2 separate regions of the Homo sapiens genome follow, and region 1 is linked to region 2. Evidence: chromatin contacts called from ENCODE Hi-C data. All regions are on one chromosome and are shown on one strand. Each heading gives the region's core, a stretch centred on a gene start or an enhancer-like site at or near the end of the contact. The rest is flanking DNA. Distances are from core to core; before and after follow the strand shown.

Region 1 (4,229 bases), core at 480-2,979, 310 kb before region 2:
AGCTCATTTTGCCAAAGCTATTCATTTAAATTAGTAACTCCCTTCTTAATCACTTGAATTGCTTGTGCTTCACACCAAGTCACACTAGGGGGCTAAAAAAGCAGTTAGGGCAATATATTGGGATGCAGAGAGTTGGGGTCAGTATGCCTTTGATTGCGCAGATCTTTCCTTCTGGTGCTCTTCCTCAGCCGCTCTCACAGTCTGCCGTCTTGGATGCTGGCCACCCAGGGCAAAGCAAGGTTAGGCTAGGTGCTTCTGGGTGCAATGCCATTATAGTGAAAATTCTGGCAACACCATATTTAACCAATCCCAGGTAACTTTGTTGCATTAAAAGAACTAAAAAAATCAGAGAACATTCTGGAAAGCTCTTTGTAATGTTATATTACAGCTGCAGAATATCGTAACTGAAGGAAGATGTTCTAAGTGCTCAATATGTATTATTTAATTTGATTCTGGCAACAACCTTGTGGATTCAGCCAGCATTTCTCCTTGGTTTTACAGATGAAACAGTGGGGGCTTAGAGGTATTAAGTGACTTGCCCAAGGTCCCTGACTAGAAAGTGGTAGAGGCAGTTGGTTTCAAACCCATGCTGTGTACTTCACTCAGAGCCTGTTCTCTTGACCTTTATGTTACATTGCCTTGCAGCAAATGGATAGACATGTGTGGAGCTCTGACTCGTTGCACAAAATACAAGGGATTTAACATGCATTGTCTAAATGCTGTGATTGGTCTGGATAGACGTTATCACTTACATTGGTAGGTAGGGGAGCTAAGACCCAGAGATGTGGTGCTCCCAGGGTTGGCCAGCCAGCTGAGGTATAGAGGATTTGAACTCACCTCCCCCTGCTTCAAAGTGCTTCTTCCTCTACACAGCATAATTTTGTACCTAGAAATCACTAAGCCTAATGCTCTCTTTTTACAGATGAGGAAACTGAGGCCTGAAAATATTAAATGGCTTGCCCAAGGTCATTTCTCAAGGTCTAGAGCATACCTCCCTGCAGCCTGACAAGGAAGATGGAAGAGAATTCATCTGTGCTAAGCTGTTCTGGTATGCAAATGGCCCCTTTGCATTCATCTGAGTCCCAGGGGTGTCTGCAAAAGCAACTGCACTTGAAGAGTGTCTGTTTAATGTGAGATGATAGTGGAATCTTCAACCACTTCTACTGTGAGCTGGGCCATCTCGTCTCCCTAACCTGGCTTTGTCAAGCTGTGTATGCAGAGAAATCCACACTGGAAGTGCAGCATCTGGTGGGTACCCCGGGGGAAGAATGACATCTCTAATGTTTGGTCCCATTTGTTACTCCTACTCCATCCCTGCTGATGGCTGTGGCTCCTGTCGAACAGCCCTCCAATGTCCTCTTGTTACATCTTCTGGGCACTGCTTTCTCCCTGTGCCCCTTTCAGGCCTAGAGAGAGCAATGGTGCCCTACTGTTTTTAGCCTTGGGGTGGGGGGAGGGGCTTCCTCATAACTTTCTCCTTTATCCAGTCTTGCCCACACCATGGTAAATTGTCTCTTTAATAAATTACCCAATTTGAGCGTGCCCTCTCTTTTCTGCTGGGACAGTGACTGAGTCACTCCTCCAGTATTCCCTGATTCATCACCCCATTTATTTTCTTCCTGATACTTACCACAATCAGGAAGTGTTTCATTTATTATATATTTGCTTTTTATTGCCTTTCTGTCCTCCAGAATGTGAGCTTCAAGAGGATCTAGAAGCTCACTGGTTGATTATCTAAAGTCCGGATGACCACATTCACAGCCCAGCTGTGACAATTTACTGCAAAGCCTGTAAAATGACTCATTGCAACTGAGTTGGTGGCTCAGTTGGTGGCTGCCTCAACTGAACAGTCCCTTCCAAAGCTCTTTTCAGGGTGAGAGTAAAGGTTATATTTCAACTCCACACCCTTAGGCCCTGGATGCTATTTCTTTTTCTGGATTTTTCCTGGATAATTTCCACTGCAACAATGATGATGGTCAGGACCACGGTGATCATCTTGCTGAGCTCACATTCATTTCAGCCAAGAATTTGCATCCACCTACTGTGGGGCTGGATGGTGCTGTGGCTTCCAGGAAGGGGAACCCATCGCAGATGGATGCTCTCTACCTGCCTGGGCACTTTTTGAGGAACTGAGTGAAACTTCCATTTGCCTGATAAAAAGAAACAAAAACCCACCCATGGGTTCATCCAAATAATGTGTCAAAGGCTATTCAGGAGGAGCTCTGGGCTCTGTTTATTTGGTGTGCCCTCCCCTCCCATCTCCTCCCACTTTCTTCTCTTCCCTTCCTTTCTCTCTCTTTCTCTTTCTTCTCTCTCTTTTTTCTTTTTTGGAATAGGTGTGCTGAGGTTGGCAATCAGATGGGCAAAACAGAGCAGTTTTTGCAGGTAGAACAGCCCCTGGCTGCTTTCATAACACTCACAAGAGAGCAATGATCCTGGCAGGTACTTTTGACATTTAGGGCCTGCTTGGTACAGTTCTTACTGCTCAGCTCTTCATCATAGCTGAAAAAGCCCTCCAAGACACTGCCTGCTTGCCAGCCTCTCTCTCACACCTCTCCAGCCTACCCAGCCAGCCATCTGCCAGTCCCCAAATACACCAGCTTGCTTCATGTGGCTCTGCTTTTGCCTTCAATGCTTTCCTTGCCTGCTCTTTTCCCCTTGTCTCCTGGCTGAATGCCACTTATTCTTATTCTTCCAGACACAGATACAGTCGGTGTCTCACTGAGGTTCTCAAATACTTGCTCCTCAAAGTGTGGTCCTTGGCAGGTGCCAGTTTGCAAACCCTCTCCACAATGAAAGAAGTACAGTAACAGCAATTTGACAGAGTGATTTTATGACAGTGGAATCTAGTAATCATAAATTTGTGCTATTATTTCGTGTTCTGTTTATTTTTATACTAATTCACATTTTATTTATTTTACAAAACTGTTGGTATGTTTGGGGACAGAGAAACAAAATAAAAATTTTGTATATTATTGTTATACAAAAATCAGTATATCAAAGGGATACTGCACCCCCCTGTTTATCGCAATACTTATTCACAGTAGCAAAGACATGAAATCAACATAAGTGTCCATCAACAGACAATTGGATACAGAAAATATAGTATATTTTTCCAATGGAATACTATTTTGCCATAAAAAAGAATGAAATCATTGCAACAAAATGGATGGAAGTGGAGGTTATTACGTTAAGTGAAATAAGCCAGGCACAAAAAGACAAATATCGCATGTTCTCACTCATATGTAAGAGCTTAAAAAGCTGATCTCAGGGCGGTACAGAATAGAAAAACGGTTATCAGAGAACTATCCCGGGAAGGATTTGGGTGTAAGTCGGGGGTTGGTTACTGGGTAGAAACATACAGTTAGATAGAAGGAATAAGCTATAACATTTGACAGTAGAGTAGGGTGACTATAGTTAACAGCAATGTATTGCACGCTTGAAAGTAGCTGGAAGAGAGGACTTGGATTGTTCCCAACACATAGAAATGATAAATGCTTGTGGTGACAGATATCCTAGACACTCTGGTTTGATCACTGCACATTCTATGCATGTAACAAAATATCACATATCCCATGTCAATATGTACAAATATTATGCATCCATTTTTGAAAAGCAGAGTTTGTGCTCCCCACAGCTCGTTTATGAAATGCTGCTCCAAGGTTAAAGTTCCATATTCTTAGCTTTGCTTGATTGCCCCCAACTACTGCCCAGCTTCACTTTCCTCCCCATGTCTCCTTTGCACAACGTCCCCGCTCCCAACGGCTCCCTGACTTGAACATTCATGCCTGCTACCTCTTCTACTGGGCAGCTCTTCCATCCTTTCTCTGTTTAGAGAGAAAGTGCTCCTTGGTGCTCCCCAGCCTTCTAGGGCAGCTCAAATGCAACTTGCTCGGCCAGGTCCTCCAAACACACCCTCATCTGACTTAAGGCACTGCTTGCACTCCTGTAGCACCCTGCTATACCTTTGTTCTCAGCACTTGGGCCCAATCTGAGAGGTTGCTGGGAGTCCCACTGTCGAATGCTGGACCCCCTTATCCTCCTGATTATAGGCTTCATGAAGACAGGTGTCATTATACTATCTTGGGCATTACCATCTCCCTGGTTTCCATATCTAACTCATAGTACATGCTCAACAAACATGTTTTAGGCTCCTTTGATGACTGAGGAAATGAATAAATGACAAAACCCAAAATCAGCAACTGTTTTAGTGAATTACCTGACTGCCT
Region 2 (4,134 bases), core at 1,019-3,518:
CATATGTGCACACACACATACACGTGCCAAAAGATGAATTTGTGTGTGGCTAAGACTATTAAAGACCCTTCGCAAGTAGAGCAACAATCCTGAAAGCCAATAGACAATGATAAGAAAGGGCATGTAAATAAGAGCCACCCTTCAACCAAGGAACCCAATACACTTGTAAATCAAACATAAATAACGGCTTGGGCTCAGGAGTTTGACATCAGCCTGGGCAACACAGTGAGACCCCATTTTCTAAATAAATAAATAAAATAATAAATAAATAAAAGCCTGGCCTATAACTGAAAGACAAAACAAAAGAAGAAAGAAGGAGAAGAAAAAATAATAGTCGCTTTCCTTTTTTTATACCCAGGGTCCCTTGTATCACCAAGAGTGGCTCAGTGGATGCCATTGTCTCAAAGAGCAAGGTGCTTTGGTTGTTCAACAGCCTGATGTGCATAGGTACGCAGTTAGCCCATGCCCTCTAGTGTTAGGGATCTTGGCTTATGCAATCATTCTAGAGAGAACAATTTCAACCTAGGAAACATCATGGAAATGAAAACAGAAAGATATTTAATAGCCCCATGAGACTCTGGTAGTGAAGATGACAGTGGGGCATTATTTTTCCCAGCAGTTGGTAGAAAACACTTCCCTCCCTTTATTTTCTTTCCTGGCATCTAGGCTTTCCGTGGAACTTGCTGATGTAACTTGGTGACCCAATATGCCACCTGTCTTGTGTTGGTTTTGCACAATCAGATAAAGGGTTTGAAGTCAATTTTTACCATCTCTGTAGCACCAACTTCTTGGCTAATTATAGGAAACTTTAATATTGTGGCCTTTAACTTGAAGGCAGACAGAAAAGAATTGAATATGAGTATTGATTTAGCACCACGTGAAATGAAGCCTGAAGGGTATTATGTCCTCATAAAGTATAATTACTCCTAAAGTTTTATCTCAAACTGTCTCAGGAACTCTCACCAGCAGGTAATAAACAGACTTGGAAAAATGTCACTGGCCACATTAAACATCCCCAGTCTGGACATGGAGGGCAATCTTATGTACAGCTCAGTGTAGTGGGAACAGCTCTAGGTTCTAAAAGCTCCACTGGCTCTGATGTCCTGTGAACGCCATAGCATGAAAAGAGAAGTGAAGGAGAGTTCTCTAATAAACAGAAATTCATACACGATTGGTATGTGTGTGGAATGCAGCAGAGGCGTAATAAGGATCTGAGAAAGGCATGAAACTCTAATAATGATCATCCTTTTTTTCTTATCCTCTGTTTCAAAGCACAGCACATACCTGACCTGTTAAATCAACTGGCCGACTAGGGGCCATTTTGTCAGTGAAAAATAATAAAATAAAATAAAAACATTAATGAAGAAATAAACCTAGAAAAGAACTGATGTCACTGAGATTTAGTGGCCAGAACAACAGCTGCCTGCTAGTGGACCAACGAGCATCAGCAAAGGTAGAAATGCTTTTCCTGGGGCCTTGGAGGCACCTGAGGGTTTCACTTATTATTCTCACTTCCAAGTGGCTCATACCCCAGATATAGGAAGGACTCAGAAATTGTGCCTTGTGAGGATAGTGTTCTGAGGACAAATGGTTAACCAACCCCCTGCAGGAGAAACCGACTAGGTGGGCTGGAGAGAGCCTACTGGGGGCTGGAGCCAGTGACTGACCTCACCAGAAGCAGAAGGGGCACCTGCCATTTCTCAAGAAAGCTGTGACCTAAAAAGTTTAGTCATCAGTCCAAATTCCTCCAGGAGACCATTAGAAACTGCCTCTCTGTTTCCCTGAGTCTTGTAGCTAGAGATGTAACAGGTCATTTTGGGGACTTCATTGCCGTGGCCCCTGCTGGGTCATCTGCTGTGAACATGACATATCGTTTTCACTCAGTGCCAAACACTTAGTGCAGTGAACCTCGGAGGAGCTCCCTGGGCACACAGGGAAAGGATGCTGAAAACAGGTCAGTCATGTTTTATGAATCAGGCCTGAGAAAAGGTAAGCACGCCTCCAACCACAGGCGGCACAATCAATCTGCTGATCTTTTTTTAAAAAGTTAAGAGAGTAAGCAATAAATCAGCACTGAGGGGGTAGATCCTCTGCCATCGAACTGTCTTGAGATGCAATTTTAAATGACTTTGTAGTGACCTTGCTTACCTAATTACAGGGCTCAAAAGAGATCTTCCTTACATATTCCATGCGGTGGTAACCGGCTTGGAACAATGTCCTGTTTGTCTCAGATGGCCACTTCTAACATGAAAGGCCTGTCTGATGACTGTCCTCTTCTTTGCAAATGGACAGACTTGGGATCTGGATCTGCGGTACTAATCATCTAGAACTGAGAGAGCCATCTGGGCCAGGAACATATGGCTCAGCTAACACCAGGCCACAGACATGGAAATAAGCCTGGCTTTGGTGCCATTCAGAGTAAACATTAAGTGTCCTCATGGCAAATTTGTTCCAATGGCTGAGAGAAAGGCACCCTGATGACTTGCAGAGTCATTAAAAAAAATGCTGGTGCAGAATTTGAGTGGCATTTTGTGGCTCAAGCTGCACAAGGGTCAATTGTGGGACTGAGAAGAAAAGAGAGGATTAGCCCCAAGTAAACAACTCAGTGATATTCACCATAAAGTATGTCTCAGGTGATTTTCCCACTGTTTATCTACTCAGACCATTCTAGAAGTTCCAAATCTGGATGATAATAATCCTTGTAAGTGATCATCTTGGATTGTATTTTATTCACAGTGACACTGGCTTTGGGATAGAACCAAAATTCTGTTTGTTGAGGACTCACAGTGCAGAGTAAAGTAGATGTATTATAGGTTTAGAGGGCAGATTTGAGTTTGAATTCTTGCTCTGCAACTTAGAAGATATGTATGTTGGTCAAGTAACTAAACCTGTTTCTTAATCCAAAAGAAACATTTTGCAGATAATAATACTCACCTTGCAGGACTGACATAAAGATAAGCACAGGGAAATATTCCCACTCTGGTACCTGATGGAGTGTGAATCCAAAACCAAATATTTAGACTTTCTTCTTCAAAAAGAAAAAACTTAGATTTTTTTAAATTCATTGCAAATTGGATAGCATCTTTCTGAAATATTCTATGTCCCACTGATTTCATTTCCTTAATCACTCTGATCCAGTGCTACTGAATAGAAAGAAATGTTCTATACTGTTGAACATGGTAGCCACCAGCAACACTGGGCTATTAGCACTTGAAATGCAGCTAATGTGACCCAGGAACTAAAATTTTAATTAATTTAAATTTAGATAGCTTCATGTGGTACAAGGTTCCCATACTGGACAGCACATCATAGCTGAGCCCTGATAGATAAAGAATGAAGGCTTTAGAAATGGAGGCACAGCAAAGGTGATGAAATCATCCACAGACTCTCCTCACATCAGCAGCAGCTACTGAAAGCAGGCAGCCTGGCTCAGCCTCGCTCACATTCACTCTAGGGGCTGACAATTATGACAGAAATAGCACCAGACAGTGGCTCTCTCTGCCAGAGGCAAGTTCTGTGACCTTGGACATAATTCCTAATTTTTCTGAACCTGTTTTCTCATCTGCAAAATGGGGCTAATGCCTCAGGGTTGTTTTGAAGGTGAAATGCAATAATGTAGTGGGGGCCTGTAGTCCCAGTTACTCAGGAGGCTGAGGCAGGAGAATTGCTTGAACCTGGGAGGCAGAGGTTGCAGTGAGCTGACATCACACCACTGCACTCTATCCTGGGCGACAGAGTGAGACTCGGTCTCAAAAAAAAAAAAAAAAAAAGAAAAAAGAAAAGAGAAAAATGCATTGAAACCTGTAAAATGAAGAACAACTACAAACATAGTTCACTGTATCCTTAGTTTTGCAACATTGGTCATGATTCCATATTGCAATATGTTGCTTGGCATTTATAGATAGACAAAAACGTCCAGGACCCATATGCTTTAAGGATTTATTTTCCTCTAGCAGGTGGGAACCTATTTGTGTTCATTTCTCTATTCATTCCAATCCTTGCCCATCTCATAACTTGGGGGCCATATTCAGAAGACCAAATGTCATGATTTGGGGATTAGTTTTAAAACATGGAGCAGGGGAAAGCATATTCTTAGAGCATGTATGAGTATGCCTATATGCATGTGAGTAATCA

The links. Hi-C counts contacts between places; a loop is a spot of excess contacts on that map. Pooled maps may share reads with other maps.
Region 1: a loop to region 2 is called in a map of mammary epithelial cell, with 4 times the contacts of the local background. The contact joins two enhancer-like sites. A Hi-C loop is called at or near these places in 3 of 168 maps with a recorded cell type or tissue (PC-3, endothelial cell of umbilical vein and mammary epithelial cell) and 1 of 50 pooled maps.

What each region holds. Positions count from the first base shown.
Region 1 is chr5:170,217,276-170,221,504 of GRCh38, reverse strand. No RefSeq gene overlaps it. Among named protein-coding and RNA genes, the nearest start is that of C5orf58, 14 kb to the left of the region's middle. RefSeq lists an enhancer at 932-2,131. Within about 2 kb of position 1,729, at least 5 of the 41 ENCODE cell types and tissues checked have a DNase peak (open chromatin) inside an H3K27ac peak, as active enhancers do.
Region 2 is chr5:169,908,350-169,912,483 of GRCh38, reverse strand. All of the region lies in intron 27 of DOCK2 (dedicator of cytokinesis 2), which reads right to left. The region is part of intron 1 of INSYN2B (inhibitory synaptic factor family member 2B); the gene reads left to right. Among named protein-coding and RNA genes, the nearest start is that of INSYN2B, 70 kb to the left of the region's middle. Within about 2 kb of position 2,268, at least 2 of the 41 ENCODE cell types and tissues checked have a DNase peak (open chromatin) inside an H3K27ac peak, as active enhancers do.